Regions from separate parts of the Homo sapiens genome. Here region 2 is linked to region 1. The links are chromatin loops, found by intact Hi-C in ENCODE. Cell type or tissue: CD4-positive, alpha-beta T cell. All regions are shown on one strand.

Evidence for each region. Hi-C counts contacts between places; a loop is a spot of excess contacts. Peaks named below come from ENCODE experiments on the same cell type or tissue, not always from the same donor. Only the 100,000 strongest peaks of a DNase experiment are listed, where the experiment ranks them.
Region 2: a loop joins it to region 1, with 11 times the contacts of the local background. A loop is called at or near these places in 3 of 110 quality-filtered maps.

What each region holds. Positions count from the first base shown.
Region 1 is chr5:108,915,506-108,923,505 of GRCh38, reverse strand. The region is part of intron 10 of FER (FER tyrosine kinase); the gene reads right to left. Among named protein-coding and RNA genes, the nearest start is that of FER, 170 kb to the right of the region's middle. In CD4-positive, alpha-beta T cell, CTCF peaks have their summits at 3,170 and 3,371 (motif pointing left); no DNase peak of the experiment used is centred here.
Region 2 is chr5:110,621,130-110,629,129 of GRCh38, reverse strand. It overlaps TMEM232 (transmembrane protein 232), which reads left to right. Exons shown (of 14, transcript NM_001039763.4): 6 at 1,250-1,349; 7 at 3,697-3,863. Among named protein-coding and RNA genes, the nearest start is that of TMEM232, 100 kb to the left of the region's middle. In CD4-positive, alpha-beta T cell, a CTCF peak has its summit at 3,527 (motif pointing right); no DNase peak of the experiment used is centred here.

The DNA.
Region 1 (8,000 bases):
TCAAGAAACTTTATGAAACCAAATAAGAAAAATAGAAAAGAGCAAGAGAGTCAAAAGTCTTACTCCGTAAAACTTCCCTGGGTCACAATTCTGACATAAACATCTCCTTCTTTAAAGTCTTTGGCTCCCTTTATAATTAGATGCAATCAAAAAAAAATTTTTTAATTTTCTTGCCTTTTTGCATAATTTCCTCTAGTTTTCTTTTTTGGATACTCACTTTTTAAATTTTATTGTCCGCAACAACCATTCTTTATATCACGTCCATCAAAATAAATCTCATTTTGTACACTGAGAATAATTTTATAAAATTTTATATTTAATAAACAATAAAAGACAATATAGGGTAAAGAATTTCTTAGGAGAAAGCATTTTCTCGGCATTTTAGATGGATTATCTCATTTAACTCCCCACATTAACCCTATGAAATAGTTTCTGTTACAAACCCTAGTTTACAGATGAGAAAACTGAGGTACAGAAAGTTTAACTTGCCCAAAGTTATATAGCCAAAAAATAGCTGATGCCACATATTCAAATCCAAGGACTGTGGATCCAGAAACTATGCAACTTTGTTCCAGAAACTATGCAATTAACTACTATACTGTTTCTTAGATTAAGTCACTGCTCTATTTCACCAAAGGTATTCTTTTGCCAAAAAAGAGTCTCCAAAGATACATTAACAATTTATTAATTTTGTTTTTCTACTTAAGTGTTGATATATTCAGTAAACAATGCGTATAGTTTCCCAGTATTCACTCCCTGCACTCATTTTTCCCTAACTGTAACCATAATTTGAATTTTATACCAGAATAAGTTTATATTTTCATTAAAATAAAATTATATTTTCCTATATTTTATTCCCTGATTGGTTTCACTTATTTATTTTTTAAATATTCATTAAGCATTAATTAGGTGCCAGGCACTTACCCAGGCTCATAAAATCATAAAACATTAAATCTGGAAGCAATTTTCAACATTAAATGTGTTGAAATCAGTGCTTACAGTCAAAGAATATAAAATCTTAAGATGCTGGATTTGTTACTTGTTCTAGCACAGAGAGAAGCTAATTTTGGTGTTTCTTTGTTCATCATCTGTACTCACTGGTTTTGCTCTTCACAACTAGAAGACTTTAATGTCATCTAGATACCTCACTAGGAAGACCCTCCTCTTTCAGATCATTTATAAAGACAATAATCACAACAGATGTTGTACTAATTCCCTAGGGCTGCTGTAACACAGTACCAGAAATCGGGTGACTTCTAACAACAGAAACTTACTCTCCTACAGTTCTGGAGGCCAGAAGTCTGAAATCAAGGTGTTAGCCAAGGCCATGCTCCCTCCAAAATTTCTAGGGGATAACCCTTCCTTACTTCCTATAGCTTCTGGTAGCCCCAGGCATTCCTTTGCTTGTGATAGCATAATTCCAATATCTGCCTCTGTCTTCTCATGGCTGTCTTCCCTGTATGTCAGCCTCTCTTCTCTTCTTATAAGGGCACCAGTCACACTGGATTAGAGCTCACCCTAACAACTTCATATTAACTAGTTTACAACTACAGACCCTATTTCCAAAGTAGGTCACATACACAGGTATTTAGTATTACAACTTAAAGATATCTTTTGGGGGCACATAATTCAAACCATAACAGATGTGATCATCAATTGCTGGGGCACTCTCTTTATACTTTTCTAGTCAAATAAACATCTATTCCTACTGTTTGATTTCTGATTTTAAACCTGTTGTTGGGCCATTCTAAAAGCCTATTTCCCATTTCAGCAGTGACTTAACATTTAGTAACCTTTGGTAAAAAACATTGTCAACGTCTTTTCTAAAATCGAAGTAGCTTATTTTATATACCCTATTACCTTCATAAAAAAAGACTCTAAGAATAATCGGTCAGGTATGATTTCTTCCACTGATATGTTCCCTATCCCCTAGGAGATTATTTTACATAAATATTTGATAACTCTACTTGTTGATACGAGTTCTAAGAGCTTGTTCAATATTCAAAAAATATTTACTTAGCCTCCCCTACATAGCAAGCACTGTACAAGGCAGAGGAAATAGTAGTAAACATAATGAAAGTGCCTACCTTCTGAGAGCTACAGTTTAAGGAACAAGCAGGGATTATAGAAGACAGATAATAAAAACATACACACATACATACATACATACCATAATCAAATGAGTTCATACATACCAAAGTACATATATTAGTATTTAATGCATGGAAATATTTAGAACTAACCTACCACAGAGTAAATTCTAACCAACAAAATAGTAATAATTGTAGTAATAGTAGAAATAGTAAAGATACTAAAGTAAGTGCTTTGCAAGAAAAGGAAAAAGGCAATAGGATAAATAATGATGACAGGGGTCTGATAGGGCCTATTACAGCTGAAGTAGTCAGAGATCTCTCAAAGAAGTATCATTTGACCTGAAATTATCAAAAGAAGGCAGTTGGTCATACGAAGATCTGGGGAATAAGTATTAAAAAGAGATGAAACATAAAGTCCCAGAGATAAGAAGACACTTAGTGTACCCAAAGGACAGTAAGACCTCAATGGCTGGAGTGTGATGGATGAGGACTGGTAGGAAATAATGAGGGGAAGTAGGCAGGGATGAGATTATGTAATTGAGTTCATGGTGAGGATTAGAATTTCATTCTGGTTATATAGGAATACCAATGGAGGGTCATAAGCAGGAGAAATATAAAATCTCATTTATACATTACGATAACTCAAGTTATTATACAGAAAATAAAATTTACAAAGGGCAAGGGAACAAACAGGTAAACTGGCTGAAGTAGTTCAGACCTTAATTTATGGTGAATTTACCAGGATGATCACAATGGAAATGTTATCAAGAGGTCAGATTTGGAATATATTTTGGAGGTAATATCAAGACAACTTGCTAACAGGATTTGGAAGAAAGTGAACACAAGGGTGATTCCCAAGATTTGGACTTAAGCAATTGACTGAAAATACCCTAAGAAGACTGTGGGAATGGCAGATTTGAGGGTTTTGACAAGTTAAATTTAAGATTATCAGTGTAATTACTTTATTGTATGAAGTGACCAAATTTGAAGACAATCTTTATAAATTAAGTTCACATTAAAAATGTCTTATTCATGCAAATGAACTGTCATACCTTATGTATGACACCAGATATAGCAAACAATTTAAAATAATTATAACAAAAGCATTCCTTCTACATATTCAAAAACCAAGTTGCAGGGTGATAACTTTTGGTAGGTAGGATTAAAAAAGAAGGCCTTCACATGTAAATTTTAAAACTATATGCATTTAATTTTATTTTTAAAACATAAGGTGATAAAATACCTCAATTTCAGAAATTTGTTTTTTCTGATACTGAGCTCCACCTGCTGGTAATTTCTTACCTTCAGGTATTACATAACTAAAAAGAACTAAAATATCTATAATAAGGGGACTGTAGTCTCTGAAATGAAAATACTAAAAACTCTACTTCTTTATAGCTACCATTTATTGAACTTAGCTATATACCAGGCACTGTACTAAACATTTTTGCAAGCATTATTTCACGTAACTTTTAAGACAATTCTATGAGGTTTCTATGACTTGCCACTTTTAACCAGTAAGGAATCTTATCTCAGAGAGGTTATGTGATTTTGCCTATGGTGATACATTAATAGCACAGAGGATTTGAACTAAAGTCCCTCTGATTACACATCTGTTGGCTTAGTAATCATGCAACACTGATTGTATAAAATAGAAACTTCATTGTCAAGAAGTTTCTATTTGAGTTTGAATCTGCCACACCGATTCTGATAAAGTTCCTTAATCTCTTCAAGCTTCAATGTTCTTGTCTGAAAGGCTGGAATAACTCCCTTGCAGGACTGTTTGCCAGTAGTAAATAAAGTATGTTATATATCTAGCATACTGTTTAGCACACAGTAAAGAGTAATTAAGGATTAGTTCTTTTAGTAAGTTTTGTTAAATGACACATTAAAATGACTTAAGATATGAGGCCTTATTGACAAATGTCAATGAATCAAATTAAGTATCTCTCAAAGAATCTTTTGGAAAATTTAAAATTTTCCATTTTAATAGCTACTAAATAAACTTGTTTAGAAAAACCCTCCCTCCAAAATAGGACATGTTTCATACAATAGCTAAATTTTCTGTACTCTTTACTCATCTCTAAAACCTATAGAAATACTGATCATCTATAAAGCCATAAAAAAAAATCTACAAAGTGAAATCAAGAATAACCAACTAGAATTACAAGATCCAACTCTGATTTAAAAAAAAAAAACAAGCAGAAATAGTAAGATATCAATGAGTAAAATGTAACATGAAAATTATAAGCAAAAGTTGAAGTTTAACATTGAAAATTACCCTTCAATCATCAGTAATATTTTTTAATCCTAAAAAGGGAAGTGATTTCAATAACTTGTGGGAGTTATAATTTCACAAATATAAACATTATTTTTAACACAGAAATTATCTAATTGTTTTAAAATACAGCTTCAAAATTTTTGAAACTCAGCTAATGAATTAACTAACAAATCCTACTAATTTTACAGATCTAGCCTCAAACAAGTATAGAATATCTGCAATCGAGAACTCTCCTCAGAATACAATTGAGAACTCCACACAGAATACAATTATCCATTGCATATCCAAACTTTAGCTGAGAGAAATGACACTAAGAAAGGATTGTTAAAAACACACCCAGTCCAAGGCGGGGCGCGGTGGCTCACGCCTGTAATCCCAGCACTTTGGGAGGCTGAGGCGGGCGGATCATGAGGTCAGGAGATCGAGACCATCCTGGCTAACACAGTGAAACCCCGTCTCTAGTAAAAATACAAAAAAATTAGCCAGGCGTGGTGGCGGGGGCCTGTAGTCCCAGCTACTCGGGAGGCTGAGGCAGGAGAATGGTGTGAACCCGGGAGGCGGAGCTTGCAGTGAGCAGAGATCGCACCACTGCACTCCAGCCTGGGCAACAGAGCGAGACTCCATCTCAAAAAAAAAAAAAAGAAAAAACACACACCCAGTCCACTACCCATTATTCTAAGTCTAGATTATATTATTGGATAAAATCAATTTAGAGACAGCTGCATTCTTAGGCCCACATAGAATGATTTTGATGTCATGGCCTCCACTTTCACTGATGGATTCTAGATTCTGCAAGAGATGGTCTTATGAGTCTCCTTCCTACATTAGCTTTAGTGATATTGTCAAGGGCACCGCCACTAAGAACGTCAGAATGAAAGCCTCCAGTAAGAAATTCTATCAGGGCTCAATACAATGAAAAGCTTTGCTTCCCCTGCAATGTGACATGCTTTCTTTTATTTAAGAGTGTTATATGACTTTATCTCCCTTTTCATTTTGGCCTTTGGAAAGCTTAGAGACAAAATAGTAGCTCTAGGGTAGTAACTATACATACATCCTATGAACTATAGTCTTGATATCCTGTTACAACTTACATTGTTCCTGGTTCTCATTTTATTTTATATTTATATTTTCCTGAATGTTGTTGTCATTAGCTACCTCAAATACTCTGGGGAGTAAGGCAGGAAATAAATAAATGAGTAAATGAACACAAGCATGTAAATCTTTTATAAAAAGCCCTGCAATGTGAGGTTTACTTATTCAGGGAGCACAGTCTTATCTCTGAACAATTTAAAACAAAAGCCTGATTACCAAGAGTTGGTGACATCATGCTCCTTGGCATCTTCAGACTCCCAGACATGGTCATTCTACTGAGCTACCTTTCTTAGAGGTGATAAAGCTGAAGCTTAAAGTATCACCTTTTTCATACTTCCTGTTAATCATTTGTTTGACTCTAAGGAAAATTAGAAGCAAACAAGAAGCTTCCCTTGTGTTCTTTGGTTTTTAGTTATAATCCCAAGTCACATCATACACCTACTCAGCAAGAAATCAAAGCTGTCTCTGACTTTGGGAAATGGGAAAGAGGCAACATCCCCCAAAATCACCCAAGAAAACAATAAGGAAGAGCAAACAAAAATTAAATTATTTCTACTTAAACTGACTTATCTGAAAAAAAGTTAAATTAGACTTTCATATTCCTGTGGAGAACAAAAGACCAGTGTTTCATTGGTCTAGTGTGACTAGTCCATGCTTGTTTTACTCCCCATATACCAAATTATCTTAAGTGTTTACAATAATTACTCCATCACCTTAAAAGCATGGCCTATCTTAAAAATAGAAACAATTATGATTTAATTCCTCAGCACAATTTTAAAATTATAATGAGCAACCACTAAGTTAAAATGAGGCCTCTAAATGCTAGAAAGCACATAGGTATTAATTTCTGTTGAGTTAAATAGCTAGCAAAAAAGTCAAAATCAACGTATCTACATATCATCTTTGTATCATAGTTCTCTGGAATAGAAGAAAGCCTCGTGGATTGTCATTATTATTTTATAAAGACTGGCAATGAAATTTTCTGATTAAATACATGTTTAATACACAAAGACAATTATATGAATGAAAGATGATACAGAATACTGTATCACACTAGAAAATGCTAACTGATCAAAATATAGAATCCTATGTTCAATTAATTTGTATTAGATTTAATACAGGAATTAAATCCTGGAAAACATGATCAAATATAATATGAAATTGTTGGCAGTTATCCAAAAAGTCTATATGATTCTATTATACACAAAGGGAGAACAAAAACGAATCTCAGTAAGAGTTTTCATGATTATTTGAATTTCATCTTATGCCATCCAACCCATGAGCGAACATGATAGAGTTTTCTGGCAATTTTCTTTTATAATAACACACCTACACTGGGGCCTAATAAATAGCAAAGACTATGAATATTTTATAAGTAATAAAATTGGAAAAGGTTCACTATATCAAAAAATACAGCTATCTGTAATAATTATATAATACTGTGAACATAAGCTATATCTAAATACCCACAACATAATTAATAGATAATTGAAGTAACTATATATATAACGCAAGTCTATACTCATCCAGGCCCCTCCCGATCCAATGCTACAATTAATTACATTTCAGATTTCTGTTTGGCAGGGGGTCGGGGGGGTACCCAAATTATTAAGGTAAACATCTAAATTTCCCATTTCATTTTATCTTATTAAATACCTCCCAATAAAAACTTTGGGAATCAACAATTTGGAATGAATCAAGTAAGTACAGATAAACAAATTTTCTAAAAATTTTATACTAGGCTGTTGATGTAAAACTTGAATCAAGTATAATAATGAATTTTCCTAAGTATCTGAACCACAAATTGGATCCATATGTTAGATTTTATTAAACTATAAAGGAAGAGTTTTGACACCTTTAGGTAAGATTGGTTCAATAAATATTTTTATTTTAAATTCCAAATATTTTTAATTTGAGAATGCAAATATAATCAATGCCTTTTGTCTATGAATTCTTACCTTGTACAGCTCCAGTTTAAAAAAGAAACAGAGGAAAAGTTCACAAGTCAGTAGTCAATAAAAATGGAAACCTGGAGAGTAAAGCAGGAGAGAAGAGGGAAGTGGGTCATATCATAGTACCCTGTGTCAAGCAGGGGAGTATGGGAAAAGTGAAAGAAGAGGGAATGAAAAGCTTTTCTTACCTCAGACCCTCTTCTTCATCTCCTTTTTCCTACTCCCTTTTTGTTTGTCCTTTTATCTGCCTCTCATTCCTGTATTTTCTTTCTCTTCTGTTCTTTACCTTTCATCTTCCTCACCTTTCTTTACTGATCTTCTTCCTTCCCTCACCTGTTTCTTTTGCTACCTTTCTCCTGACACATATCTCCTTTTCCCTCTTTCTTAATTCTTCCTTAATGGCCTTAGCAACAAAAAACTGGGGGAGAGAAAAGAGTTCCCATCAAAATTAAATTTTAATTAGGACAGAGTAATTTATCCCCTTGCCAAAAAAAAAAAAGTCCTTTGTGGAATAAGAACAACGCTCAGGCTCCATAAAAACTGTGCCTTATTATAAAGAAACAAACAAGAGCCATTTAACTA
Region 2 (8,000 bases), 1.7 Mb before region 1:
AGTATTTCAGTATTCTTTTAAATATTTTTTTCACATTTAACTTCGGTCTCTTAGAGAAACACAGTACTACAACAAAGTTGTTGCCTTATAAACATGTTATTTTTACATACTTCATAAGTCTACAAATGGTGTATGTTTATACTTTATGAATACATTTATAAATATTAATGATGCATTCTCAAAATTTATTAGTAATGATAGAGGTTTGTAATAAAAAATATTTGGAAATCACTGCCATAGTAGAAAGCTCATGGCTTTTGGAGCAATACATACATTCCTGGGTTCAAATTCCAGTAATGTTACTTATTTACTTTATAGTCTTGGATGATGCACTGAGATTTCATTAGATTTATCTTTTTAATTTTATTTTATTTTTACATGTATATCATTACATGATACCCTGCATTGCTGTTAAGAGGATTTTGAGATACACACACACACACACACACACACACACACACACACACTGGATACTGACAGCTATTGCTGTTATTTGGGTCTTCTCCACAATTTAGAAACTTGTATTCCATTTCTATAGTTAATGTGTTTTTTATAATTTTCTGTAAAATGTTGCAGATTATATATTTTTTCAGACATTCCATTTTATGTAGTCTGTGTAAAACAAACTATATTTTTACTAATCTTACAGAAGTAAGATTTTGCATTGCTTATTTAATAATGACCCTGTGAGAGGTCTTTTTTCATGAGGGAATAGGGAGCTTAGCACAGCATGCTATGCAGAAGTAGGATAGTTCTCAACACTATCTAATGCAATGGTTCTCAAACTGTTTTGACAGAGATGCTTAGAAATAAATACCTTTTGCATTGCAATTCGGATAACATAATATACACTCATTTATATACTGAAACAAGGAATTGTACAGTAAAATATATTTTTTCTTCTCTTTTATTTTATTTAAAAATCTCCTCTCAATTGATTTCATGACTCACTTAAGGGGCATGACTTGAAATTTGAAAAACACTGTTCTAAAGGGCATAGAACAAAATAACATTTAGTGTTGGTCATTATATGTAGTGTAGAGATGATTTATAAAAGTTTTTTGGCTGAACTAGCATTTCAATCTTGATATAAATGTTTTAATGTTATTTAAAAACCACATAATATTGAGTGAGTTTAAAATTGTTTTCTCAAAAGAAAATGTAATAATATAATGGTTGATTTTTCTTATGGTTTTTAAACATTTATTGATGCAACACAAAAATGTATTTTTCTTTTCTCTTTTGACAGATTGGCTATTTGGTCTTCTTACGACTTTTTATATTTTTCCTGCATGGTCATCTAGAAAGTTTTAAACAACATTTACTTAGGCTTCAACCATATTTATACGGTAGAATATCTTTTATTTTTACACTTATAAATGTTTTATGTTATATTTTGATAAGCTCAGACTGTCACTATAAAGAACGTAAGCTGCATTTTATTTTTCATAAAAGATAATAGGTGCAGTGTTGAAGAGCACAGCTTCAGGGCCAGATTGCATTTGTTCAGCTCACTGCCCCTCCAACCCCCATACTTTTGTTATTTCTTTGTGGTGAGAACATTTAAAATCTGACTCTACTTTTTTTTCCGGCAATTTTGAAAAATGCAATACATTATTATTAACTATAGTTATCATGTTGTGAAATAGATCACTAGACCTTATTCCTTCTGTCTAACTGAATTTTTGCACTCTGATATCTCCCCCTTCCCCATCCGTTCTCACGACCTACTCCCTGTTCCAGATGCTGGTAATCCTCATTCTGTATTCTGCTTTTTCACTTTGCCACTTAAGTTTATGAGCTTTTTTGTGACTCAGTTTTCTTATTTGTAATAGTATCTACCTCCCTGAATTTCAGGAAAGTTAAATTCATATTTTAGTAAGGTTCTGGACTTGGTGATCCACTGAATCTAAGCTATATGTAAAGAAGAGTGAGAAATTCAAGCGGGAGCTGAAGTTTTGCATGTTGAGTAATAGAATTAAGATAATGATGTTCTGAACTAGGAAAAATTTGGAGAAATATTGGGCATATTGAATTTGAAGGTCACTCAGGTATATATACCCAGCAAGCAGTTGAAAACAGGTTTGGAACTAGGGAAATAAGTGAAGCCTGCCTGGGATATAGAATTGACAGTCATCCATGTTAATGTGGCCGAGGGCGAGGGGCAGGGAGAAACTAATTCCAGGAATGAAATCTTGGGGAACATACATTTAATGGATTATTGGTGTAACAGGGCCCAGGAAAAGGGAAATAAGGGAGGTAAGAGGAAGTGATTATGTTTAAGGAGAGAAATTCAAGATCAACATTGTCATAGAAGTATTAAATAGTAGAAGGTCTGAAAAATGATGAGTTTCTACAATCAGAAAATCACTGCTGATCTTGGGAGCATACCCAGTGGAGAGGTGGAAGCGGAATTCAGATTGGAGGTAAACAAACAGCGAGGGAAAATTTAAGCATAAGGCAAAAATTGTGAACTATTTCAAAAAAAGCTTAGCTATAAATATTTATGCTGATATGTAAATATGTCAATAGTTTATTTAGATGGATAAAATAAAGTCAAAATATTAATATGTTGTAGGATAAGGGAAGGAGAGGCTCAAGATAAAGAAAGGGAATTATATTTGATGAAAAAAGTCATGGAGGTGGGAACAGAAGGTAATAGCAGAAGTGTTATGGAGACTAATCAATTAGTACCATTAGCATAAGTCCTAATCAGATGTGGCCGTAGACTGATAGAATAGGAATTCTTGTCTAACATTTCACTTGTTTTTATATCTTCATTAAATTATAGAACTACTTCTTAACTCCTCACAGTGTTCAGCATAGTGACTTACCAAATATTCAGATGATTATGGCAGATCAACTTTGAAAAATTATTTGAGTAAAAAGCTCAAGTTCTCATATTAGATTGTTATTGAGGATATACCCTCCTCAAAAAAAAAATCTTTCTTTCACATACAAGAATAAAATCCCCAAATTGTGCCCTCTTACCAAATATAATAGAGCCTTAGGTTGCAGCTCTACCTTTAACAATAGGCTGTTTTCTACCTGAAGCTATCAGCGGCTGCTACCTCTCCACATAGCTGTCCAGTAGAATGGTCATTATTAATTTTTCCATTATGTGGATGGACTAAAACCCAAAGTTTGTCTAAAAGTTTATACAAAGAGCAGCACTGAGATGATTCTGTTAAATATAATGTGGTGTTATGTTAAATTATCTTATTGTTGTAAATAATAACATCTTGTTTTTATTATTTACAACATATTGTTGTAAATAATAACATCTTGAGAAGGAATAAAACTGGAGAATGTTTGTCTAGAATCAATGACATTGATTTCTTTGTAGAATTACAATGTCAAAGTATCCATTATGAATACAGCATCTATTATAGCTTGATTTATTTTCATCTGGAAGTTTCCAAGCATTGTTGAACAGTAACTATATTTAATTGGGCATTCAATGATTATGAAATTGCTGTCCTGAATTATATAAACTCTTACGTATAAATTATTTACCGTCTAGTATTCTATTATACCACCAGGGGGCATACATAACATTATAAATCTTAAATAGGAAACTAGCAGTTTCTGCATCTAAGTACTGAATTTAATTATAGTTTAATAGCTAAAAGACAAATGAAACACAGTGCAAAATATTAATAAATTATTTCTCACAGATGATTTTTCTTACAATAGCACTTTCTTTCTCTGGAGCATCATATCACAAGTATCCAAACATCTTTTCAAATGTGCAATTCATCCTGAAAGCCTCGGAAATTATAGGTAAAAGAGAACTCCGTTCTGAATCCATTTTTAGACCTGTGGAAGATAAGAAAAGATATGAGAACACAGATTCTGATATGGTGAGTAATCTGGTATGGTGGGTATATCCTGTTGCCTGATGCATCAGATATCATTACTATGATTAAGTAATGGTGCTTATCAATACAGTAGACATTGAGGAATGATGAGTTTAGCTGTGGAGGAGGGGTGAACAGCAAAGATACGAATTTCATGCAACCATATGCACAGTTCCTGGAGAGTAGTTAATAGGATGAGTAGGAGGTATCAATATATAACTCTACTACTTTAAATGGGGTAATGCCATAATACCTTCTTCTTTCCTCACATATTTTCCAAAAAAGACCAGTAAGCATTTCAAAAACTTCTTTTATTTTTTTGTTAAACTTATTTATTATTTTACAGTTTATAAATAGAAAATTTGTTTTTCTTAACAACTTCTAAAAAAGGAAAAATACGTTTAACATTATGCGAGTTGAAACACCTAAGGAAATTTGAGGAAGAGTCTGTTTTTAGATAATGTTATGTGTTACCTTATAATTTTCCCATGCTTCCTATAAGCCCTTTCTAAAATTGGCTATAAATTAAATATATAAGAAAAAAATTCCAACACATCTATTTGTAACCTTTCTGGGCCTAAGTGTTTTCTCTTTGGCAAATTACTAGTTCACCATTTATATAACAAGTGACATTTACTGAGTAAATTGAGCCTTCTGGTTATAATTACTAATGAGCACAAATTACCTCATGTGAGAAAGGGATCTGTTTTTAAGTATAAAAAATGTTTTAGCAGTAAATAGATAATGAAAGATATCGAGCAACAGAAAGAGCACTGATCATGAAGAGAACAGACATGCTTATGAACTGGTTCTGTGATCTACGAGAGGCCCACCAATCTCGCCAAACTTCCATTTGCATATCTTTAAAAAGTCGTCATTATTGTCATAGTCATCATCATCATCATCACCATCATCAGTCTGCCCTAACTCTTTTACAGGGTTGTTATAAAGATTGCAGAAAAAAAAACCAGCATGTGCTTTATAAAATTATTAAATGCCATGCAAACATGAATAATAATTACTGAAAATATATATTTAGGACCTCACTTTACCCTAAACAGTGACCTATAATATTTTCATCTAAGGATATAAGTATGTTGGCTTACTGTTGTGATTGGAATGTTCTTCCTTTAAACAAATAGGATTCCATGAAATCTTGGCAATGTGAATAGTCTGGTTGTGAGGTAGGCAACTGTCAATGTTGATTCTGATTCTCTTTAAGAATGAATCCATTTTGTCACTCTTGGTGCACACACACACAGCAAGCAAATGGAAGCTTACTGCTGTACAGCTCAGCCTGAATTAGAAGGGGCAAAAATGTCAATACATGAAAGGGACATATCAGCTTACAGTGGGACAAGTCACTAAATCTCTCTGTGCCTTTTTCCACTTTGTAGAACAAAGCTTAGATTCAATCTCTTCTAAATTCTATTTCAGCTTTATCTATGTGATCCTGTAAGGGGATTATAACAGAGTTTGACCTATCAGGTTTATTGACCTTCTTTTTCTCCTCCTCTTATCTCGTAATATAAAGACTATAAATATAGGATAGCATAGCCACAGTGCTGCTAAAATTACTGATTTGGCTAATCAGCACTCAGTCAGTGCTGGACTGCATATCTTAAAGTTCCCCAGTTTCAGCCCAGTTTCTCCAGTACAGCTAGCTTTTCCAGGTCAGTTGACTATTTACTCATTCAATACCCATCTCTCTCACCTGGGAAAGGAAAGAGGAAAAAAGACATAAAAGTGATAGAAATGGAAATAGATACATTTGCATCAATCTCATCTCCTTTCCTTATGATTGTTTTAGTATATTATAGCAGAGGATTTGTGAATTTATTCCTGTAGCCCTTATCATTTGATAAAGCTAAAAGGTCCATAGCACTATACTTTGGCCACTTGAAAGTATTTGATTTTTAGTGTTCCTATATGCATTGAAATAAAGGCATAATTACTTAATTTGTTGTCAAAGTGCTACCAAAATTGCATTGAAAGTTTTATAGGATATTACGATACATTAGGATACATGCCATATGAGCATGGGTTCCACTTAAGAATAGGAAATTTCCTTTCGTCTGCTGTTGGACCCCATTTCTCTTTTTAATGTCTTTTTAAGTGATCCAGACACAGGGTTTCCATTGACTTTGACAAATGGTACACTTAATTAGCTCTTTGGATAGCAGAGCCAGAACGCTGGATTGAGTTTTCCACTCTGTCCTTTGCTCACTAGCAAAGCTAAATTTTCTTTTTATTTATTTATTTATTTATTTATTTATTATTATACTTTAAGTTTTAGGGTACATGTGCACAATGTGCAGGTTAGTTACATATGTATACATGTGCCATGCTGGTGTGCTGCACCCACTAACTCGTCATCTAGCATTAGGTATATCTCCCAATGCTATCCCTCCCCCCTCCCCACACCCCACAACATTCCCCAGAGTGTGATGTTCCCCTTCCTGTGTCCATGTGTTCTCATTGTTCAACCATTGTGGAAGTCAGTGTGGCAATTCCTCAGGGATCTAGAACTAGAAATACCATTTGACCCAGCCATCCCATTACTGGGTATATACCCAAAGGACTGTAAATCATGCTGCTATAAAGACACATGCACACGTATGTTTATTGCGGCATTATTCACGATAGCAAAGACTTGGAACCAACCCAAATGTCCAACAATGATAGACTGGATTAAGAAAATGTGGCACATATACACCATGGAATACTATGCAGCCATAAAAAATGATGAGTTCATGTCCTTTGTAGGGACATGGATGAAATTGGAAATCATCATTCTCAGTAAACTATCGCAAGAACAAAAGCTAAATTTTCTAAGCACAGTTGTCACTTGGTAGTAATAATAGTTCTTTGGAGAAGGTAGATTTAAACCCTGCTACAATGCAGTGGACCTTTTATTAAATAGTTTCATCTGTTCTGAAGTACAAATAGTTCTCTGAAAACTAGCAAAGACAGAGTTTACATTCTAGTATGATTAGCAATCTCATTCTGTAATACTTTTTGATAAGCCAAAGGCATTACCTAAGTTTGGGACATTTTGTGCTGTCCTGTAATTGTAAATGGTTACTAGGAATTATTAGAATGAGACATAAACTCCTTAAAATTAGGAGCATTATCCTATGATTCACGTCAAATTATCCAGGTAACACTTTGTATTGGGAGATCCTTTCATGGCAATGTCAATCATCCCCCAAAATGACTGAAAACTACATGAAACCCAGAAAGCTGTCCCTGAGCAGCCAAAATAGAGCCCATGCTTCAAAGCTCATTTCTATTATAAAAGAGAGCCTAGTCAGACACTCATAATTTATGTACTTAAATTTGCATAAAATCTAAACTGGTGTTGTTATCTGAATTTTCAGCCAACTGTAGATTAACAACACTTTTGTAGGTGGGCTTCTCAAAGTAGGCATTGTTCCAGCTACAAATGATAGCCCAAAGCTGGACAGCAAGGGAGGGAGACGAAAGAACTGTGGGAAGTGGTTATAAAAGCCAAAAAAGAAAGGAAGGAAGGGAAGTAAGGAGGGAGAGAACAAAGAGAGGGAGGGAAGGAGAGAAAGAAGGAAGAAAGGGAGGGGAAAAAAGTTCTCTGGGTGTCATTTAAGGCAGTGCTCAGTGCTTTTCAAACTATCTGTGGTAAAAGATCTCTCCTAATTTATTTTTAAATTTCCAAACCATTACAGATGGATAATTTTGTAAAATATAATAATAATGACGACAAATTACTGAAAACTAAAATAGAAAAGACCAAAAAACACAAGCTTTAATTTTTAATAGACTGAATATATATAATTATTTTTCAAATTGTTATGAAAGTGTCTAAATACGTATTTTTCATTTTTTGTGCTCTAATTAACAGTTTGCAAATGGCAGTTATCTGCCAACCACACCTTGAGCAGGACTGATTTAGGGTAAAGGCACAGAACTCAAGAGTAAGCAACATTGCTCACTCTTGGTCTTCTGCACTGATGATATATGTGATGATTGTATTAAATCACATAGTCATCATCATTACATTAATTCATTGAAGTTTGATAAATTTATTTTTTATTTTTTGAAAAAATGTTTCTTGCTGAAGATTGCTTGATGGGCCGGGCATGGTGGCTCATGCCTGTAATCCCA